3 separate regions of the Mus musculus genome follow, and regions 1 and 2 are each linked to region 3. The links are chromatin loops, found by intact Hi-C in ENCODE. Cell type or tissue: left cerebral cortex. All regions are shown on one strand.

Region 1 (8,000 bases), 90 kb after region 3:
AAGAAAGAAAGGAAAAGAAAAGAAAAGAAATGGGTTGGGTTCCCAAGAAGGCATATGCAATTGAGGCTTATCCCAGAATCCATCAGGGTCTATAATCCTCAGATAGCAAAAGTAAAGGGCAGGGAATTAAAGCCAGAAAGGGGTCTGGTGAGATGGCTCAGTGGTTAAGAGCACTGACTGCTCTTCCAAAGGTCCTGAGTTCAAATCCCAGCAACCACATGGCTTACAACCATCTGTAATGGAATCTGATGTCCTCTTCTGGTATATCTAAAGATAGCTACACTGTACTTACATATAATAATAATAGCAATAATAATAATAATAATAAATCTAAAATAGAAAGCCAGAAAGGAAAACAGGCCAGAGATGCACCTTGTAAGATATTTCCAGATTTGCTAAAAAGCAATGACATGCTTCTCAGAACCTAGAGGATAGATGGAGAATACACATCTCTTCATAAGCTCTTGCCCACTCCTAAGAAAAGGCAGCAAGGCCAGCTCTGTGAGTGAAAAGAGTTGTGGAGAAGTCCTAGGACAGGCAGGAATCTAGGCTGGGCATCTTTGAGCCTCCTCCGTGTGAGGCTTACTGGATCCCAGTGGAGAGGACAGCAGTTGGACATGGTTCCATAACATGTACAAAAATACCTCTAAAAATACCCTGAAATCTTCAAGCAATGCCCAATAAGGTTGCATCCTCACAAATGATGCTATCTTTAATTCCAGGAGCTGAAGAACAGAGAAGCTGCAAACTTAGCTGATGATCACAAGTGATGATCACAAGTGATAAAGTATAATAACCTGGTGACAGCCTCACCATGATCACATACCTCAGATGATACAGGAAACACCAAACCTAACTCCCAACCAACCTCATCTGGAAACCGGCGACTCCTTAGCACTGTTTACTTGCCAAAGAGTGACCACAGGAAATGTAGAGGAGTGATTGTGTCTTAAACATGACATTAAAGGTAAAATACAAGCAAACCATCTCATCACAGCAGAGAGCTGTGATCATCCAGAATTGGACCATTCGGTATTTGTCTCACCTGTGTAGTGAACTGTCCTATAATTAAGTATTGTTTTAATAACCTAATAGTGCTTTGGCCAATACACTGAACAGGGCTTGTTCTTTGTTCTAGTTTGCTCGTCTTTTAACTTCCAGGGTGCTGTATACAGTACAGAATTCCACTTGTAATATCATTCTCTCCTACTTTTATTTCCCTTTCTCTGGTCTGATAACATAACATTTTAAAGCTAATCTTTATAAAAATGTTAATGCTGCTTAATTAAGACATTGAACTGAGCATGGGGTCTCCAATGGGCTCCCCAATGGAGGAGTTAGAGAAAGGCCTGAAGGAGCTGAAGGGGTTTGCAATCCCACAGGAAGAACAATAATATCAATGAACCAGCTGCCCCCACCCCCAGCTCCCATGGACTAAACAACCAACCAAGAAGTACACATGGAGGGACCCATGGCTCCAGCTGTATATGTAGCAGAGAATGGTCTTGTCCAGCATCAGTGGGAGGAGAGGCCCTTGGTCCTGTGAAGGTTTGATGCCCCAGTCTAGGGAGATTCGAGGGCAGGGAGGTGGGAGGGGGTGGGTGGGTGGGGGAACACCCTCAGAGAAACAGGGAGGGGAGAAGGGATAAGAGGTTTCAGGGGGAGGGGACCTGGAAAGGGGATAATATTTGAAAGTAAATAAAGAAAATATCTGAAAGAAAGAGAGAGAGAGGGAGGGAGAGAGAGAGAAAGAGAGAGAGAGGAAGGAAGGAAGGAAGGAAGGAAGGAAGGAAGGAAGGAAGGAAGGAAGGAAGGAAGGAAGGAAGGAAGGAAGGAAAGAAAAGAAAGACATTAGAGGAAAAAAAAAGACAACTGTTCTCCACCTGCCCACTCCTGTAGGCAGTCACTCTCCTCTCTGTCCACTGCTTTTATCTGGAACCATGGAAGTTAGACCTCAGGAAACCCCAAAGGTTTGCAGGTCTAATCCAGCTTGAGTCATTTGAACTGAGGGTCTTTTTTTTTTTTTTTCCTCGAGACAGGGTTTCTCTGTGTAGCCCTGGCTGTCCTGGAACTCACTCTGTAGACCAAGCTGGTCTCGAACTCAGAAATCCACCTGCCTCTGCCTCCCAGGTGCTGGGATTAAAGGCGAGCGCCACCACTGGTCTTAAGTGTGCAGTGTCTTAAACAATAGCGGCATTACTGAGAGGCAAGGCAACCAAGGCAAACATTTATCACTGATCTATTTTGATTTGGAAGTCAGTTGGGTTACCTGGAGTACCCTGAGCAACAAGAAATGATTGTTGCTCATTTCTTAAGCCCATGTGACTTAATTTATATTACACACACGCACACGCACACGCGAAGAGAGAGAAGGGTTGAAGTGAAATTTAAAAATATAGATGACATTAGGTAGGAAATGAAATAAAGAAGAGAGGGATCCATCTTGCGAGTAGAAAGGGAGGTCAATAGAGAAGGAGGAGAGACAAAGAACACTGAGAGTATTTTATAAAGCCACAAGGAAAAATATTGTTTTATATTTACTTATTGCTGCTGGATGTGTTTATGTCTTCAATTACCAAAGAAATAAATAAAAAATTTAAACAACTTAGGTGAAGCCATATAATAAATCTACATTCTTTACAGAATTAAAAGAAGACTTTAATAATTATGAAAAATATAAATCCTATGTTTTATTTATATATAAAATTTTGTATGCATAGATAGGAGAATGATTATTCTAGAATAAGATGGTGCTTGCCAAATGTGGTGATAGTGAAGTTCATTTTAACCAGTACTTACTGACTTCCTGCCAGTTACGAGCTTAGCGTTAAACTCATCACACTTCCTACCCTTCCCCACATCCTCTCAATACTGTTATTTGACGGTTTCTGGTTAATCACTACGTTTAGTTCACGCTATTGCAATTACATAAATATCAAGCTCCTTTGACTTACTGTTTCATGTTCATTAATGGTGAACTTTTTCCCACATTTAATTAGCTTCTACTTTCATATTTGCTGCAGATTTTCTAAATTTCTTCAGTTTAATCTGTCATGGACCAAATAATAACCTTTCAAAATACTCAAAATTCCCAGTTTCTTGTTTTCTCTGGCTGGTTGCTCAGAGATCTTAGATGCCCCTTTGCCATGCTTCTGTGTGGAAAAACAAAATAATAACAACAGTAACAACAACAAAAAAGAACCCTGTTCTGCTGAAGTGTGTATTTTGTCTCATCTGGAGAAAATGTAAACTAAAGGTAAAATTTTAAATCCTTACGTTTCTAAATTTGTCCACATTCTGTCCATAAAATTTCTAATAATTTGGCTCTAACAGAAACACAGACTGGACACCATCCTTTACTATCCAAAGTGCTGTTGAAAATCCAACAATATGCCTCTGTTTATGTCTCCTAATTTTTGTCCTTTTTTTTTTAACAACTTTTATCAGTTCTGAGGGAGCCTTCTCTATGTTCATTTATCTTGCTAGGCATCTGGAGCCTGTTCATTATAAAGACCCTTGACTACTTCCGGAAACTTCCTCTGAATTGCTCCTCCTATTGCTTTGTGATAACATTCTTGCCAAAACTATTTTTAATATTTTTAAGCCTCTTAGTCAAATATTTTAAACCACCTAATTTTATGACCACTAATTTTTTTTCTTATCTCCCAGTGGACATGCTTCTAAAAATGACAATATTGCACAATAGTTAAGACGTGGGTCCAATACCAGATCCTAGCTTCAGATTCCATTGCATGCCTCCAGGTGGAATAATGCTCTGCTCCCTTCTACAAGAAAGAATTCTTGGGTTGTTACTATACTCCAGGGAAACTGTTTGACTATGTATGAGCTACCAGATTACCATAACATCCAGTTGTTTATTATGAACTGACTTACCTTACAAAAACAAAAAACAAAAAAATGGAGCAGTTGCTGATCTGTCTGTGTACTGGACACTATGTGAAGATTTATGGGACTCTGGCCTGGTCAGAGCGGCTAAAGAGCTGTGCTCTCAAAAGGGAAGGAGGAGTCCATCTGGGCAAGCTGCCAAGTCTCTTCTGCAACCACAGCAGACAGCTGGGGTCAACGACTGGGCCCCTGAGTGGGAAGTGACTGTGGTGCTCGAGCAGGTTCCAGTGACAAGGGAGAGAATTTCTCTTCCCCAAAGTATTGCAGCTCTATATGACAAACACTCTCAGAAGGTCTTTGATGAAATACATCGTGTATGCTTTATTCTTTAGGGTCTTATATATTTTTTGTTCTGTGGTGGGGTCTAAAGGCAGATGCTTTCTATTGGCTTGGTCTGAGATGTTGGGGATGCCTCATCTGCAAGTGTAGGAGCTTTGAGTGCTGCCCCATATGACTGATTATTATAGTCCTCTCCATGGGGTGTCATGGTCATGTGTTCCAGGACAGGGACCTGGTCAGGAGTAGATGAAACTCCTACCATCCTTAGGTATGAGGGGTACTGGGGTTTCTTAATCCACTCAACCTTACTAAGTTTTTGTCTGGTGACACAGTTCCACTTGTCCCATAAGCAGTCGAACACCACAGACTCATAGAGGAAAATGGTACACACAGAATAAAATCCATAAAGCTTTATGAAGGCACCATGACAAACCATTCATACCAGCTTTATCTTGATCCCAGTATCCTGCCATCCTCAGCTCACAAGAACGATCAGCCTGGGGATAGACTCCTTCTTGCCTACCCCAAGAGCCATGCTTTTTGTCTTTGTTCACCTCTTATAGATTATCATTCATAGCCCTTCTCTGGTGCAGCCCTCAAAAATGGAAAGGAAATCAAATAAGTACAGTTGTTTTAAGCTAGTTTGCGTACACATTGTTATGCAGCCATAGATTACCTGTACTATCCCATCTCCACCTCCTCCAGTCCTTAGCTTTGAAGAGATTGTCTTCTAAGGCCCTAGATCATCAAACTTTATGCTCTTCCCTAAAACAGGAGGCTGGTATTTCCTCTGGGTTTATTTGTCATTGTCAGATATGTATCACCACATTCAGGATTTTTGTTACTCCTACTACTCAAATTCAGTCAGTACAGTTCTGATGACAGTATGACCCATTGCAGTATCCCAGTAGAAGTTGTGATAGTGAGGTCCCTGCAGACCAGAACGGAGCAAGTCATCTAGTAATATCTTAGTCCTGTCACAAGACAGCAACATGCTCTCCAGCGCTGTGGATGTAGCCTGATAATAGAAAAATTGCATAGCATGTACAAGGCCCTGAATTCAGTGAAATTACAGATGGAAAGGAAGGAATGGAGAGAGAGAGGAGAAAGGAAGAGAGGGAGGGAGGAAGGGAGGGAGAGAGGGAAGGAGGAGGAAGGAAGGAAGGAAGGAAGGAAGGAAGGAAGGAAGAGAGGGAGAGAGGGAGAGAGGGAGGGAGGGAGGGAGGGAGGGAGGGAGGAAGGGAGGGAGGGAGGATAAAAAAGAAAAGGAAAAGAAAAACAAGAAAAATCTGCCCCAGTAGTACAAAGCAAGCTACTTCTTCAGATGGCCTTCTACAAATACCCAATGCATAAAATTCAACAAAACAAACAAACAAACGATTAAAAGAATTTCCTGATTAAAGGTCAACAAACTCCAGCCTCATAGGGCCCTTTATGAGGGTACATCCCCCTTCACTAATACCTCATCTACAGTTTCTTTCTCATCATAATCACAGAGTTCAGTAATAATAACAGAAACAGCCTGGCTTGAAATTCTGAAATGTTTACTGTCTGACATGTTAGAAAGAAAGTTTGCCAGCACTCATTTAGATTAATATGTATGCAGCAAAGACAACTATAATGATCTACTGCATCAAGAAAAGCAATGTAAACAAGCATACAGTTAAGTCACCATTGGATCCAGTTGCACTATCCACTGTTCTCTAAGAATAAGAATCATCAGATCAGTTCTTTTGTCTTATTTTGACGTGCTTGCCTTAACAGCCACATTTGACAATTAATTGGAAGTATGGCGGGAATCAATGTACCTGTGTCTTTCTTGTCTGTAGCAAGACACTGATGTTTTGTTTTCCTCACAGGAAAAAGTAGTGGATTATTTCCTACATTGTCTTTCAAAGACCCCCCTCCTAATCCTTTCTCTCCTAACAATAATCTCTATACTAAAGCCAGTGTAGGAATGTTACCTAGTGTAAGGACATCCATTTTCACACTACACTTGAAGTCTGGTGAAAAATAAATAAGGTGAGCTCAAAGTCAGATTCAGTTTAAAACAGTGTAAAGTTCCATCAAAACTGTTACTTGCCTCTCAAGAACGACAGCTCTGAGACCAATCAAATGATCTCCTACATCCTTTGCAATTACTATAAATTACACCTGGCATCCAGGTAGCTCTCAAATTTGTAGTTGTATCTTTTTAATGTTATTTTTAGCTAAAATACAAAGGAATGGGTTTGATTGTGAGACTATCATACATATATAACATTGCATCTCACTTTTGCTGGTCTCTGCCCTCCCTCGTCCTCCATCCACCCAGTAATCCTGCTCTTGACACACACACACACACACACACACACACACACACACACACAGAGAGAGAGAGAGAGAGAGAGAGAGAAAGAGAGACAGAGACAGAGACAGAGAGACAGAGAGAGACAGAGACACAGAAAGACACACAGCGAGAGTATGTATGTGTAAAATCAATATTTTGTGTAAGAGAAAACATGCAATATTTTGTCTTTATTTCATTACCTTCTCTTGTTCTCCCCTTTCTCCTTCCTTTAAACTTATTCCTTCCCTGTCATAGTTTCCAGACTATTTTCATGTTCTATATGTATATATATTTATATAATATATTATATTTGAATCTAGACTCTTCATGTGAGAGAAAACATGGGATTTTTGTTTACCTTAAACATGTTTTACTTAACATGGTGCTCCATCCATTTTCCTGCAAATAATAAAATGCCATTCTACTTTTTAACCAAAGTAAACTCCACTGTGCATATAAAAGATATTTTCTTTATCTGTTAAACTGTTGAAAGTTGTAGCTCCTTCCCTTTCTATGTGTTCACTCTCTTTCAGAGTCCTCTAGATAGACATGGAACTTGACCAGATAGCTATAGAGCTGCCTATTTGCTTTAAGGGCCTCACGGAGTTGACTCCACTCACAAGTCCTTCTGCCATCAGCACCCAAATGCTGTCTGCCACTTCCTGAAATTTCTTGACCCTGAATTACCACAATACACATCCATTTATGTTCCATATCATCTCATGAGACATTTGTGTATTATTTTTGCCATCCAATCAATTACTTCTCTTTGAGATAACTTCTTATCATTTTATCAACTATAAAAGAATAAAGTATAAATAAAAAAATATTATCCCTATCCTGATTACTTCAAGGAACTCCTGGTCTTTCATACCCAGCTGGTATGACCAGCATTTGGACGAGACTTGCATGATCTCCACAACAATTCTTTTAATTGGCCTACTTTAGAGCAAGATGGAATCATTACCATTGAATCAAACAGGTCCTGGATATTTGGAAGGCCTAGTGATGCCACAGCCTTTGTGATAAGTCAGGGCCATACCCCATGGCCACAAGGTAATAGACTATCAGAGATTGCCCTTGTTTCTAGACCTCTCCGACAACTAGCTCATCTGCTCTGTTTTATGCTAACCATTTCTCTCTGAATTCTCCTTGTCTACTCCTTTCTTTCCTCTGCATAATGCATACTCTGTTTTCCACAAGGTTGAGCATCCTGACTTTAAGATGTGACCCTCTAGGAAGTCTTCCCTGAACATTTAACTTCACACTTATATTTTTTCTTTTATGACCAATTTCCTTCCTATGCTTAATGTTGTCTCCTTTGTGCCACCAAGATTCCCTGCAGAAAACAATTGACATACTCAAATTTGGCAATTTGAGGAGAGTTTACAAGAAGATAGCAGGAATATGGGAAAATATATACTTTGAGATACTGGATTGAATGGCTTAAAAGGAGGAGTATTAGAAGGAGCTCTGTATACAAGAA
Region 2 (8,000 bases), 140 kb after region 3:
GAATCCATCCTGGGGAAGGGGAGTCAGCACAGGTGTCAGGAGCTTAGCAAGGCAATGGGGTGGGCACACTTCATGGGGTTACAAGTTCAGCCATGTGCATGATTTGCATGATACAGTAGGTTTAGGAAATAGAAACGAATTCTTGTAAGGTGTGGAAGCATAATAGCAATGTATAACATTATGGCTCCTTAACAACAATGTGGCTCCTGTTTGGTTTCACACTTGAAAGTGCTTTTGCAGCTATGTCTTTTTTGGCCTCTCTTCCTCTTACTAAGTCACTATTCAATTATTAGGTCTTCTTAATTTTTTTAACTATTCTTAATAACCACCCAATGACCTCAATTCTAAATATTATACCCATATTGCTACTACTCTAGTAATTCCTCACAATAAAGATTATATTTCAGCAAGTAGAACTATGGAAGAGAGGCACATCTGAATCATATCCAAGCCACAGCAATAGGAATTTGACATTTCTAGTTCAAGACTTTGTAAATAAAGTTATTAAAATATTTTTGAGCCTATCTTGGGTTTGTATGCATCTGTTTACCTTGAGTAGATTTTCCTGGTCATGGAAATGGCATGTATTTAGCTTTGCAATTATCTAAGTAGTTCTATCAATTTATACATGTACCAACAATGTGTAAGAGTTCTGGTTGCTCCAAAAATTTATCAGCACTTCATATTGTCTACTATAAGGGTTTGCTTTTGTGTGGTTTTATTATTAGTTTTGCACATTAGTTCAAGACTTTGTAAATAAAGTTATTAAAATATTTTTGAGCCTATCTTGGGCTTTCTCAGGGTACACACTACCTTCTCAATGTAATTTTAATTTTGTATTTCTTGGATGACTAATGATATTTTGAGTACTATTCATATACACATTGGTTATTTGAATATACAATTTTTTTAAAAGATTTATTTATTTATTTATTTATTTATTATATGTAAGTACACTGTAGCTATCTTCAGACACACCAGAAGAGGGCATCAGATCTCATTACGGGTGGTTGTGAGCCACCATGTGGTTGCTGGGATTTGAACTTCAGACCTTCGGAAGAGCAGTCGGGTGCTCTTACCCACTGAGCCATCTCACCAGCCCTGAATATACAATTTTATGTAGAACCTAATCAAAACTTTTGCTTATTAAAAAACTTTACAGTATCTGAAGATTTCTTTACTGTCTTGTAGAAGATTTAGTATATTTTCTATATAAATCTTTTGTCAGAAAAGATATCTTTGACCTATTCCTGGCCATAGACACACCAGTCCTTGATACTCCTAATCCCATCTAACCTGGTGCTGATCTGTTGTTTAGCTATTTCCTCCAAACTGAAACACTTTCCTTGAGAGAGGTTCATAAAACTTAGAGAGAAAATAAAACTTACAATCTCAGGAATCTCTCAAAAGTTAAACGCTTCACTGGGCCCTCCTCAGGCTTAAGTACATGGTGACAATTTCTGGGAAGAAAACACTCTCTGACCAGCCTGTTGGCTAAGTGTGAAGAAAACTCTAGGAAGAAAGTTTTGTGAGTTATCACCCATGCTAAGAAAGGATTTTGATGTGTGGCTTCCTAAGAGCTACCCACGCTCCTGTAAGTCAGTAACCCAGTCAACTCTCTGGTCCTCTAGAGTAGAATGGAAACAGAATAATTTCTTTGGTCCATCTTCAGAGCCCAATCTGGGTATCAGCTGTTTGCTCACATCAAAATTCACAGAACATAATGTGATTTTATTTGAAAATACCTCTACTGTTAAGGGTCTGAACCTTACTCAAGTCATCCACCATCTGCCTGTGCCTCAGGCTCAGCACATTGCCCTGGCCAACCAGCCAAGTGTATAAAAGGATTAAAGTATCCTTTCTTTCTCAGAAGAATGTTTTTGTGCTGGTTAATTTTGTTAACAGAAACCTAGACATATCTGAGAAAAGAGAATCTTAATTAAAAACAAAAAAAAAACAAAAAAACACCAAAAAACAATACCTCCAAAAGTTTGACTTGAAGACCAATCTGTGGAGTATTGTCTTAATAATGGATGTGGGAGGGCCCAACTCACTGTGCACAATACTACCTCTGGGCAGATTATCTTGGGTTGTATAAGAAAACAGGCTAAGTAAGCCATGGGGAATAAGCTAGTAAGCACCATTCCTTCTAGGTATCAACTTCAGTTCCTGCCCTCCTCCTCCTACAGTTTCTCTCCCTCTCCCTCTCCCTCTCCCTCTCCCTCTCCTTCTCTCTCCCTCTCCCTCTCCCTCTCCCTCTCCCTCTCCCTCTCCCTCTCCCTCTCCCTCTCCTCCCTCTCCTCCCTCTCCTCCCTCTCCTCCCTCTCCTCCCTCTCCTCCCTCTCCTCCCTCTCCTCCCTCTCCTCCCTCTCCTCCCTCTCCTCCCTCTCCTCCCTCTCCTCCCTCTCCTCCCTCTCCTCCCTCTCCTCCCTCTCCTCCCTCTCCTCCCTCTCCCTCTCCCTCTCCTCCCTCTCCCTCCCCCTCTGCCTCTCCCTGTCTTTCTCTGTCTCACCTACACATTCATCCTTTCTCTCTTTTTCATACATACATTCTGCTCCATGCTGGGAATTATAGAAAATGCATGATAAAGGATTAGGAATAGGCCCAAATGGAAAGAAGTTTATAATACATTGGGAAAGAAAGACATAATGCAGATGACATGATATACCAAAGTATGGCATATTAGCTAGTACAAGGATCAGTATAGAATCAAGAGTTTTAAAGCTTGGCATGAAGCACCACAAAGTGTTAACTTGAACTGAAAAAGAGGAGATATTTCTAGAGCACTTCCTTGAGATACTCTCTCCTTCCTCTTTTCAGCATGCGAATTTCTTGGCTGCTTTCACATAGAAGGCACTTATCAGATACTTACAGGTTTCACTGAGGCTTTGGGTGAGGAAACAAACAGATGCATAACTCCCATTCAGTGAACACCTTTATGTGCAAGGCATATGTATTAAACTACATTTAATTTCCCCAACAAATCTAAGGAGGAACTATCATGGTCCCTGTAGGAAAAATGAGACTCAAGAAAGTGATAAAGAAAACTACCCACAGCCATATGGCTGGCATCTGTAAGAACTCTTGAGTTAGTCATAGGCATAGGCAGTACCTGGAGGAATTCTGTAGGAGTGTACTGCAATCAGTGTAAGACTGGCTTTCTCTAGGAGGGCCAAAAAAGAAAGAACAGAGAGAGAGAGAGAGAGAGAGAGAGAGAGAGAGAGAGAGAGAGAGAGAGAGAGAGAGAGAGAGAAAGTAAAGGCACTTGTGTACACAGAGGTCAGATAATGATGTGGGTATCTTGCTTTTTCACTCTCTGCCTATTCTCTTGAGTCTGGTTCTCTCATTTAACCTGAAGCAAGGATAACAGCCAGAAATCCTCTTGTTTCAGAGAATCTAGGTGCTCTTACCCACTAAGTCATCTCCTCAATACCATTTATTTACTTCCAGCCACCTTGGTACACTCTTTGGCCAATATCAAACTGTCAACTTAATACCACCAAAGACTGACAAAGGTACCTCAAGATTTAGATTTGGGTTTTATTTAAAGTGCATGCTAAGTGCTTTATACGAGTTATTTTCTTTAATTTATTAATTTATTTTTATGTGTATTATGAGCATATACATGAGATTTTGTGGCTCACATGCATGCAACAGTCCACAGAAGCTTGAAAGTAAAGTTACAGGCAGTTATGAGCCACCATATGGGTGTGGGGAATTAACGCTGGGTCCTCTGCAAGAACAAGTGCTCTTAACTGCTGAGCCATATCTCCAGCCTGTGGGTTATTTTGTTAATAGTCATAGATGAGAAAAATGAGGGTCAGAAAAAATATTAATTCTCTTAAAATAATACAAAAACTTACATGTAACAGAAGTGACAATAATTATATTTCACAAAATAAAAGACTTTTAGTGAACAGAATGGCATTGCAAATTAGAAATTGCATTTTTGCAAATTCTACACTGCTTGGCACAGTAGAAGTCAACTGGCTTCTCACTGCTGCTTCTCCAGTAGATCTCTTATGATGTTGATTTGGCTGAAGTTCATGAATAAAAACTAATTTTATACAGATGCATAATTGGAATAGGAAGGAAACTGGGGTGCTTTGGTTTTGAGAACCCCCAAGGATCCTTTGAACACATTTTAAGAACTGGAGTTAGGTAATAGTTAACTTGTTTCCAGAAGCAAATAGTACAAAATAATAATTATTTATCTCTCTCTTTCCCAGGTACTAGATTCTACTCATCAAAAACCATAAGTATTAGCAGTTTACTGACTTTTCTTCCAGAGATACCAGAAATACCTCAAGGAGGGAACATACACAGAAACCCACTGAAGAATCCCACTGTGTTTGTATACTCTTCTAGCCTTTTATTTTATTTTGCGTCTGGATATAAGGTTGTATAGTGTTTCCAGTAAAATTACCCAACGCTTACACACTGCCAGCAAACATCACTTCCTTATAACCTGTAATTTGTAAGCTAGATCCCTAGAAGCTAGGTGGTTGTGGTACAAGCATTTGATTCCAGCACAGGCAGAGGCACACAGATCTCTGTGAGCTTGAGTCTAACCTGATCTGCTGAGTAACTTGCAGGACAGCCAGGGTGTTACACAGGGAAAGCCTGTCTTGAGAAACAAACAAACAAAAGGAGATAAATTCCTATAAATATAATTTTTGGAACAAAGTATATACCCACTGCATCATAGATATAATCAAATATCCCCTGAGGCAGGAAACTTTAGTTCCACTTTCGCCAGCAAAAGGGAGGCGTGCCATTTCCTGCATGCATGAACCCCCGCCCCCCCCCCCCACACACACACACACACTACTCAGGAGTCAGAACTGACTCCAGGACTCCAGTGGCCCCTAGTAATTCTCAGAATAGGCCCTAGAAGTGGCTATCTATCTGGACAGCATAGTGGGCCCATCCTTAGGTATCCCACCCAATAATAAATTATTAATAAACACTCATACTTGGCTATACCTGATACCCTATTCAGAGTCTGTGGCCATCTCCTACCCCCAGATCATCTGACTGACCCCAGCATGTCTTACTAGACCCTGAGCAAATACATCTTTACAATGTGATTTTTGACTCCAGCCATCTCTCCTAGGTGACTCTTGAACTCTATGCAGACTTATGTCTCACTAGACCATGATACATTCGCACAGCAGTGTGTAGACCAGTCCACAGGGAATCAGGTGAAAGTGCAAACTTCCATTCAGTAGCCTATAGGACAGTCTGTGTTTCTGACTGGCATCACTCAAGAGCAAAAGTCTGATGAGGTTCTCAATGTCTAGCATAAAACAAAGCACTTAGTGAGATTCTTTTTTTTTTCTTTTCCGTTTTTTATTAGGTATTTAGCTCATTTACATTTCCAATGCTATACCAAAAGTCCCCCATACCCACCCACCCCCACTCCCCTACCCACCCACTCCCACTTTTTGGCCCTGTACCGGGGCATATAAAGTTTGAGTGTCCAATGGGCCTCTCTTTCCAGTGATGGCCGACTAGGCCATCTTTTGATACATATGCAGCTAGAGTCAAGAGCTCCGGGGTACTGGTTAGTTCATAATGTTGTTCCACCTATAGGGTTGCAGATCCCTTTAGCTCCTTGGCTACTTTCTCTAGCTCCTCCATTGGGGGCCCTGTGATCCATCCATTAGCTGACTGTGAGCATCCACTTCTGTGTTTGCTAGGCCCCGGCATAGTCTCACAAGAGACAGCTACATCTGGGTCCTTTCAATAAAATCTTGCTAGTGTATGCAATGGTGTCAGCGTTTGGAAGCTTATTATGGGGTATATCCCTGGATAAGGCAGTCTCTACATGGTCCATCCTTTCGTTTCAGCTCCAAACTTTGTAACTCCTTCCATGGGTGTTTTGTTCCCAATTCTAAGGAGGGGCATAGTGTCCACACTTCAGTCTTCATTTTTCTTGAGTTTCATGTGTTTAGGAAATTGTATCTTATATCTTGGGTATCGTAGGTTTTGGACTAATATCCACTTATCAGTGAGTACATATTGTGTGAGTTCTTTTGTGATTGGGTTACCTCACTCAGGATGATGCCCTCCAGGTCTATCCATTTGGCTAAGAATTTCATAAATTCATTCTTTTTAATAGCTGAGTAGTACTCCATTGTGTAGATGCACCACATTTTCTGTATCCATTCCTCTGTTGAGGAGCATCTGGGTTCTTTCCAGCTTCTGGCTATTATAAATAAGGCTGCTATGAACATAGTGGAGCATGTGTCCTTCTTACCAGTTGGGGCATCTTCTGGATATATGCCCAGGAGAGGTATTGCTGGATCCTCCGGTAGTACTATGTCCAATTTTCTGAGGAACCGCCAGACTGATTTCCAGAGTGGTTGTGCAAGCTTGCAATCCCACCAACAATGGAGGAGTGTTCATCTTTCTCCACATCCACGCCAGCATCTGCTGTCACCTGAATTTTTGATCTTAGCCATTCTGACTGGTGTGAGGTGGAATCTCAGGGTTGTTTTGATTTGCATTTCCCTGATGATTAAGGATGTTGAACATTTTTTCAGGTGCTTCTCAGCCATTCGGTATTCCTCAGGTGAGAATTCTCTGTTCAGTTCTGAGCCCCATTTTTTAATGGGGTTATTTGGTTTTCTGGAGTCCACCTTCTTGAGTTCTTTATATATGTTGGATATTAGTCCCCTATCTGATTTAGGATAGGTAAAGATCCTTTCCCAATCTGTTGGTGGCCTTTTTGTCTTATTGACGGTGTCTTTTGCCTTGCAGAAACTTTGGAGTTTCATTAGGTCCCATTTATCGATTCTCGATCTTACAGCACAAGCCATTGCTGTTCTGTTCAGGAATTTTTCCCCTGTGCCCATATCTTCGAGGCTTTTCCCCACTTTCTCCTCTATAAGTTTCAGTGTCTCTGGTTTTATGTGAAGTTCCTTGATCCACTTAGATTTGACCTTAGTACAAGGAGATAGGAATGGATCAATTCGCAATCTTCTACATGATAACAACCAGTTGTGCCAGCACCATTTGTTGAAAATGCTGTCTTTCTTCCACTGGATGGTTTTAGCTCCCTTGTCAAAGATCAAGTGACCATAGGTGTGTGGGTTCATTTCTGGGTCTTCAATTCTATTCCATTGGTCTACTTGTCTGTCTCTATACCAGTACCATGCAGTTTTTATCACAATTGCTCTGTAGTAAAGCTTTAGGTCAGGCATGGTGATTCCACCAGAGGTTCTTTTATCCTTGAGAAGAGTTTTTGCCATCCTAGGTTTTTTGTTATTCCAGATGAATTTGCAAATTGCTCCTTCTAATTCGTTGAAGAATTGAGTTGGAATTTTGATGGGGATTGCATTGAATCTGTAGATTGCTTTTGGCAAGATAGCCATTTTTACAATGTTGATCCTGCCAATCCATGAGCATGGGAGATCTTTCCATCTTCTGAGATCTTCTTTAATTTCTTTCTTAAAGGACTTGAAGTTCTTGTCATACAGATCTTTCACTTCCTTAGTTAGAGTCACACCGAGATATTTTATATTATTTGTGACTATTGAGCAGGGTGTTGTTTCCCTAATTTCTTTCTCAGCCTGTTTATTCTTTGTGTAGAGAAAGGCCATTGACTTGTTTGAGTTAATTTTATATCCATCTACTTCACCGAAGCTGTTTATCAGGTTTAGGAGTTCTCTGGTGGAATTTTTAGGGTCACTTAGTGAGATTCTTAAGACAGCTCCTCCCCATGAGAGGGGTTGGACCCAGCAGCCCATATGTCCAGCTAGCCCCCAGGTGACAATGACACTGTTGAACCACAACGTCACCTGGATTAACACTAGCTCCTGGCTTTGTCTGATTCATATTGCTCATGTCTGGAGGACACACACACTTCAGAGACGTGACATACTTGAGATAAAGGGAAGCAGACACCAGCTACAGCAGGATCCAGGTATATCACAGATAATTTTCAGGTACGTACACTAGACTGTCTGAATCTTGAGCTTGGGGTACAAAGGACC
Region 3 (8,000 bases):
ATTGAGAAGTACCTAGAAGAACACAATAAAGCTCTTCTCTAGGTAAGTCTGTGAAGGTGTTTATAGAGAGACTTATCTAAAGGGGGAAGATCTGTCCTGAAAGTAGTAGCACCATTTACAGGTTAAAAGCCTAGATAGAATAAAAGGGGGAAAAGAGAAAAACAACCAAAGTAGCCAATTTTTCTCTGTTTTCCGAGCACCATGATGTTAGCTGTTCTGCTCTAACACTATCTTTCTGCCATGATGGACTAACTTCTGAATCTCTGAACCAAAATAAATCTTTCCTCCTTAAAGTTGTTTTGCTCATGCACTTTGTCAGAATGATAAAAACTTTTACAAAATGAATTATGGTGTATATTGTAGAATGTTAAATAGCATCCTTGACTTCATCTGTGAGATCCTATTAGTAACAAGTCTCTCAGTTCAGCTACCAAAATGTCTCTAGAAATTTCTGGATACCCCCTGAGGGTATTACCATCCTCTCATTGAGAATAACTACTCTAGGAGAATCAACAGTGGGTTAAATAAGGAAGAAATAAAATTAGGGAGCACAGAACAAAAACAATAAATTCTACATATCTTGAGTATGCCTGAAAGTTATTGAATTGGATACTAATATTAGATTCTAAAGTGTATGTCCTTGCATGGTTATAACTGGTAGATGATTGAAACCTCACTCTAAAGGCTAATGATCTCATTGAGCTACACCATAAGTCAGTTTACACAGAGTCATTTAGTGTCTTATGTGCCTTATTTGCTTCAAGATAAAAAAAAATAGACATTCTCAGAAAATTTTTACAATAGCAAATATTTACAAGGATGTCTGTGAACTAGGTGACACTATCTTAAGGTCTTATCATGCAATATCTTAGTTACCCTCTAATCAAAACTATGAGATAGATAGATAGATATTATTATACTCAATTACAGAGAAAAAAGTCAAGGCTTAAAAATAGTATGCTTTCATAGTTAGCTCAATACTGTAATGACTAAACACAAGTCAAACTATACTATTTTATGCACACCAGACTTGGAATATTCAATATAATAATCCTGGCCACATTAAAATTAAAAATAATATATAACCCACATTAGCCACATTCTACATTCATGTAATATGCTACCATATTAGAAGATATAGAAAGAAAGCATGATGTTAGGAAAATTCTATTGTGCAGCCTAGTATAGATATTTTCTATCCAAAACATCCCTGTCTGCTGATATTAGTAGTCTTCAAATTACCAAAAGGAACAAAAGGCTATAAGAACTCAGATTACTTCCTAAGCTCCCACTGCTTCAACATGATATTCAGGCCAATATGAATTTTAAGTTCTTACCTTCTCATCCCAGAGTTTGGTTTTTACCATGCAGGAAAGACTGAGCTGTCCCATTAACAGATGATTGATTTGATTATATATTGAGAAAACATTATAACTTCTTTATAGGATATTTTTTGAGTAATCTAAGATAATGGAAATAAATGTAAGTAGAAAAATCCTGGTAGAATTTTCTGGTAAATATAGACTATCCTGAAGCATTTCCACGATGTTTTTATTTTTAAACTTAGCTGCATTATGTTCAGTGATACTTAGTTTCAAGAGGGGATGTTGTCTTGACTCAAAACAAAAAGAGCAACTTATATCTGTCTTTCAGAAATATCCCTCACAGGGTCATGTTTTGTGTATAGCAAAATATGTCCAGACTGGCACTATTGGTAAGCCCATAGATTCTTTAGGAGGTGAAGTCTGGCTGGCTTGAAGGCACTAGGGATGATCCTTTGAAAGTTATAGCTTGCCCCTGCTTCTGGACTCTGCTTTCTGGACGTCTGTAACATGAACAGTCTCTGGTATACATACCCATGTACTTTGATACAATGCTATGACTTCCCCATAATGAACTAAAGCTATGAGCCAAAGTAAACTCTTTCCTTCAGTTGTTTTAGCTGAGTACTATGGTCACAGAGACACAAAAGTAACTAATGCAAGCCAAGCTTTGTTTCATGCATATATGTGCACACATTTAAATTAGGTGCCAGGCCATCTAAAAGTTACTCTCTGAATGCTAACTTTTCAACTTTTTCCGAATTAACCTTGCCTGACCAGGTCATGATCTTCTTCATTCTCCAAACCCTCACACTGTGTGACAAAGCTCAGATTCCAAACATCATATCCAGTATGACAGACTTCAACCCAGTTTTCACTACCAGTGTCTCAAACTTGGCTATTTTGAGAACCACCTGGGGAATTCCTAAGAGTTAGAAACACAGGTACATGTGGGTTGATTAAAGAGAGTTGTTCAGTGTAGAATTGTAGTGAGACTTGGTGTCAACTTCCCGTGTCATTTCAAAGTGTAGCTAAGATGAAGCCAGGACTAGAATGTAGCCTTCATTAATTGTAAACTCATCTCCTGAATTTATCTAGGCATGATTGTAAGTGGTATCAGACCCTCTCCCCACCCACTCGTTCAATGGCTTATCACCGACTGCACACTGAGATTGGAAAACACTGTCAAAACTTGCTAATTCTTGAGTCCTCTGAAACCCTCTTTGAGAGTGTGGAGTAGACTCTGCTTTTCACCTACAGAGAGAGGCACCTGGACTGAGTGATCCTCAACAGCTTTTCCATTTTAAAGGTGTATAGTTTTGTAAGAATGTTTCATCCGTGTGGATGGAATAATAATGGTAATGAAGAAAAGAGAATAAAAAGAATCAAAGAAAGCCACCTGCCTTTCAACTATATTGGAACACTGCAAACACTTGGGATATGCAGGGTTAGAGTGAAATGCAAGGAGAGTCTGGGGCACTTCATGCATGTGAAAATACCTGTTTATAAGTAATTTCCCGAGCCTTTTCAAGGTCTGGGCTCCAGCATTCTGCAGATCCACCTGAAACCATTATTTCAAAGTGTCAACTTGTATCCTCAACTGGGGCTCTTCCTGTTCTTCAGAAGCAGTGAGAAAGAGCTGTGTGTCAAATACCCTGAGCTGCTCTGGATATGCCTCTGTCCACACTGGAATTAAAGACACAAACAGTAAAAAATTCAGTGAAGCCATACTCCTTATTTGTATGATGTGGTCCATGCTGGTTGCCAAACATCTTTGTTATTTGCTAGTTGGCCACTGGAGGGCAGTATAGAATCAATATAGCCTAGGTTATTTGCAGTTTTGATAGCTTGGCTCAATCAGGAAAAGGGGTTATTTTTCACTATGTATGCTTTAAAACTCATCTTTGAGCCAGGTAATGGTAGTGCACACCTTTAATCCAAGCAATTTGGAAGCAGAGGCGGGCATATTTCATATTTGAGGCCAGCCTGATCTACAGAGGAAGTTCCAGGGCAGCCTGGACTACAGAAGAAACTCTCAAAATAGACAAACAAAATCCCCTATTTTTAAAACAAAATAAGCTCTTGAGGTATTACAGAATTATAATAACACAGAAATTATAATTCATCGAAAAAGTAACAATATGGAGCCAAATGGAACATTAAAGTATTTTTTAAATTATGAAAGAAAATATATACATAGTTATACAATACCTCAAGTGGTTTTTCTTTGTAAATTCATCTAACATATGGCAAGGTAAGAAGGAGTGTGTACATCAGCCATAAAAAAAGGGAGAGAGAGAAAGAGAGAGAGAGAGAGGGAGAGAGAGAGAGAGAGAGAGCTTTTGTAGTGGTTAGTATTGATTGATTGCTTTACTGGATTTAGAACTACCTAGGATAAACATTTCTGTCTGTACCTATGAGGATGTTTCCACAAAGGATTAGCCAAGGAGAGAAGACCCACCCTGAATATGAACAACACCATTTTATGGACTGGGGAATTGGACTGAATAAAGAGGAGAAAGAGAGCTGACACCAGCATTCAATTCTTTGCTTCCTGGATGTAGATGTGACATTACCACCAAGCTCACACTCCTAACACACCACGGTAGAATGTATTCCATCAAACTACCAACAACCGTAAAACTTTCTTCTTTAAGCTGCCTTTGTCAGATATTTTGTCACAGCCACAAGATAAGTTATTAACACACTTTCCCTCATCCCCACAAAAGCTGGCTTTATCATAGCAGATAGAGGGCTCCCTTCCCCTGACTCCTTTCTCCTAAGCCCAGCTGCCTTCCACTCTTCTTTAACACTTTCTACCTTCAAATCTAAGAGATGAAAAGCAACCCTTTGAATCTGGTGAGAAGTTACTAAACCACTCAGAGCCCATTTTACTTCCTGCTCGTTTGTCTCTTTCATTAGGAGCATTAATAGCCCGAACATCTTTGCACACCCTCTTTGGAAGCTGGGGCTGTAGCAGACTGAAAATCAGCATTGTTCCAGACTCTCCTTGGAGGATCTATCCTCTCTCTGGACAAGAAACATGTGCACAGAAATCCCAGTGTTATAGAATTTCCATTACTGAAATTATTAACACACTTGAGAGAGAGAGAGAGAGAGAGAGAGAGAGAGAGAGAGAAAGGCCTCACCCTCTCTGACTCCCACTCAAATACCAGACCATAAAGTTGCATATCTTTATTTTCAACCAGATTCTTGACTTCTGAAATAAATTCGTAAATATGTTAAAACTCTTTTGATTGAGAGTAAGCACAATTTAAAATTTACACTCTTTCAAAGCAACACTGCTCCGAAACTGCATGCTTGGACATAACATCTTTAAGAACAAATTATTATGAAAAATTGTTTAAGGAAGAAAGTTAACGGCTAAAAATACTTTCAAGGAAATATTATCATCACCACCACCCACTTAATCCAAGAACGCTATATTTAAACAAGTATTATTGGGGGCGTTCTCCAAAACAACTACTTACAAAATACTCTCATAATTTTACGTACTACTCACTAAATGTACACTTGATTGAAAGTATAAAATGCAATTTTTTTTACAAAGCACTTTTTATAAGACTCATTATCTTCAAAGAACGTATAACTTTCTATATGCTAATGAATAAAATAACCGCTGGATATGTTCACATATACTTGTAATCTCAGAACTTGAGATGTAAGCAGGAGGATCGTGAGCTTGACGCCAGTCTGAGCAACAGAGTGGGGGAGGAATGTGGATCACAAGGAAGAAAAAAGCAAATGCTCACTTCCTGCTGACAGTCCCAGGCCTCTGGTTTCACAATCGGAGCTTGAGAAAAACCAGTAACACCTCTTGTTAGGCAGAAACTTTAATCTCCTGAGAGATTCTAACCCCTTTCTTTCCTCCTCTAGCCTTCACTAGGAAGATCTCAACTGCTCTAAAATTCAAAATATCAACTGCAAAAACAACAAAAAATCCTAAACCTCTGAAATGGCCAAACTTAGCATTGTTTGTGTGGAGAAGCCATCTGGAAAGTGTGACTGAAGTCCTCATACTCAGCCTGGAACACAGAGAGCAGTCGTTATACTCTCATGGCTTCTGAGGGGCACAACAACTTGTTTCTAAAATGAATCTTCCAGAGATGATGACTGCTAAGTAAATTAGAGAAAAATTGGTGCTCTTTCCTCATCTCTTGGAGCTTCTGCTCAAGATGATAAAGTTCTGGCTTCAAACTATGGAAACAGCCCTCATCTAAAATCACAAACGTTATTATTATTCCTAGACCTCAGGCTCATGATTCATAATCCAGGTGTTTCACAGTCCCGGTGTGGTAGGATTTAGGTCTGAAGGCAGGAACAAAATGCTAGCCTGAGATAACATTATATTCCGGCTGTAAAATGAGACTACCTTCCCGGCTAAACTCTTTATTCTTCCTTTGTATTTGCTGTTTCCTCAATGGGTATTTCAACCTAACTAAGCCTAGGGGTTCTTATGCACCTCTAACTCCGATTTACCCCAAGTTCTGCTGACTCTACGTTTTATAGGCAGAAGTGGTTCTTCCCTGTTGGCAGTCAGGCACATCCATAGACAGCAAGAAGCGACTTTATGGCAATCAGGCATATTTACAGCCGCCTTTCAGGAACCCAGCGGTGAGACACGTCATCTCTAGGCCACAGCATCGGCCCTGTGTCCGTCCCTTTGCATATGGGTCATGGCACCTGCCTCAAGTCTCTTTGTGCATATTTCCCGGCCCTGATAAAAGACTCGTTCTCCCTGCTCCTCCACCCCAACCTCCCCATTCAGTTTTAAAAGACCCAATCTATCTAAAAATAAATATCAAAAAGATGCATGTATCTTGGGCCCTCTATGATACTAATTTCTTTTTTTAAAAGAACCATTCCTACTCCCAAGCTGCATAGAAAAACTACGTGATACACAAAAGTCAACCAGGTCATAAACCAGTAGAAACTTCATGTTCTCCTGTGGATCGGGTATAGACTGAGCTTGCACGATCAGGATTGTCTTGCTGGAAAATTGAACACCGTTTGCAAAAGCGTTTGACCATGTGTTTTCGGAAGAACACTGAGAGATAACTCCGGAACTTCTCTCCAACAAAGGCATAGATGACAGGGTTTAGGCAGCAGTGTGTCATTCCAAGAGTCTCTGTTGCCTGCATGGCCTGGTCTAGTCTATTAGAACTACTGCAGTTATTCAGTCCAAAGAATTCCTGGAAGGTGGTCAGGAGGAGGACAATGTTGTAGGGAGTCCAGAAGAGAAAGTAGACAATCATGATGGCAAAGATGAGCCTCACAGCCCTGTGCCTCTTCTTCTCATTCCTACAGCGAAACAGGGTGTGGAGAATTCCTGAGTAGCAGATGACCATGACAAGTAGAGGCAGGATCAGGCTCAAGATGACCATCTTTAATGTTTGGAAACTCTTCCAGAAATGATACTGAGTGTGTGGAAAATGAGGACTGCATGTATAATGAAAACCTTCTTTCTGAGATCTGGTAAAGATTATTTCTGGGAGAGAGGCAAACACAGCCACCGCCCAAGTGACTACACTTGTTATCACCCCAAAGTTGACCGTTCTGACTTTTAAAGCAAACACAGCATGGACAATAGCCAAGTACCTATCAATTGTCAGGAGGATAATGAAGAAGATTCCACCAAAATAACCAATGTGATAGAGCCCTGTGAATACTTTACACATTATGTTCCCAAAGACCCACTCATTTGCAGCATAGTGAGCCCAGAATGGTAGTGTGAGCAGGAAGAGCAGGTCAGAGATGGCCAGGTTGAGCAGGTAGATATCAGTCACGCTCTTCAGCTTTTTGCAGCTTATCAAGATGAGGAAGACCATCATGTTACCCACAAAACCAAAGATGAATACCAGGGAGTAGAGTGGGGGCAGGAGCTGAGCCGCAATTTGTTTCACATTGATTTTTTGGCAGGGTGCTGACATACCATAATCGATGTCATAGCTATAGGTCGGAACTGACCCTTGAAAATCCATCCTGCAAGAGCCTATGAATAAATAAAAGACAATGCTTAATAAAGGTTAAAGCAATTGTTGGCCTACCACAATTATTGTTTTATAACTTAGTGGGTCTTTGAGGCATAGACTTCTACATTTAATTTTCCCATCATCAGATGGCTTGAAATTCACCAAAGATGCATTTGATCAAATAAAATGTTGCTTTCCATATCAATGTGGGGTGAATTAATCTGTGAAACTGAGTCAGGTCCTCTCTAATTCATGGGCTTAAGATCTCTATAGAAGATGCTGCTTCTAGGCATTTATCCATAAATCCTAGAGTTCACACAAATGCCAGAAAGAATGAGTAGTGGGTGCTAATTACTGTTCTATGGTATGACATATGCATTTGCTAAACGCTTGAGTTAACTGCTTGAGGCAAGAAATATACTGTTTATGTTTTTCTGGATAAAACACTCCCCAAGTATAGAGAAAATGAATGTTAATATAAAAACCACACTACCAGGAAGTAACTTACTTTGAATTTGGGCAGTATGAAACCTTAACTGACATATGTTGCTTGTCACTCCTTGGTAACTAATAAGATGTCTCTCTCTCTCTCTCTCTCTCTCTCTCTCTCTCTCTCTCTCTCTCTCTCCTTCCTTCTCTCTCTCTCTCTCTCTCTCTTTCTCCTTCCTTCTCTCTCTCTCTCTCT

The links. Hi-C counts contacts between places; a loop is a spot of excess contacts. Peaks named below come from ENCODE experiments on the same cell type or tissue, not always from the same donor. Only the 100,000 strongest peaks of a DNase experiment are listed, where the experiment ranks them.
Region 1: a loop joins it to region 3, with 2.2 times the contacts of the local background. A loop is called at or near these places in 9 of 42 quality-filtered maps.
Region 2: it touches region 3 in a loop (4-fold over the local background); 9 of 42 quality-filtered maps call a loop at or near these places.

What each region holds. Positions count from the first base shown.
Region 1 is chr9:124,034,001-124,042,000 of GRCm38, reverse strand. No RefSeq gene overlaps it. Among named protein-coding and RNA genes, the nearest start is that of Ccr3, 16 kb to the right of the region's middle. In left cerebral cortex, no CTCF peak of the experiment used is centred here; a DNase peak (open chromatin) is centred at 4,057.
Region 2 is chr9:123,986,556-123,994,555 of GRCm38, reverse strand. It overlaps Ccr1l1 (chemokine (C-C motif) receptor 1-like 1), which reads left to right and starts at 7,841. Exons shown (of 2, transcript NM_007718.4): 1 at 7,841-7,952. In left cerebral cortex, no CTCF peak of the experiment used is centred here; a DNase peak (open chromatin) is centred at 3,011; H3K27ac peaks cover 1,436 bases.
Region 3 is chr9:124,123,686-124,131,685 of GRCm38, reverse strand. Ccr5 (chemokine (C-C motif) receptor 5) reads right to left here. Exons shown (of 2, transcript NM_009917.5): 2 at 4,503-7,335. The coding sequence starts at 7,324. The coding sequence ends at 6,260. Among named protein-coding and RNA genes, the nearest start is that of Ccr5, 6.1 kb to the right of the region's middle. In left cerebral cortex, CTCF peaks have their summits at 3,124 (motif pointing right) and 4,068; DNase peaks (open chromatin) are centred at 3,116 and 5,087; H3K27ac peaks cover 256 bases.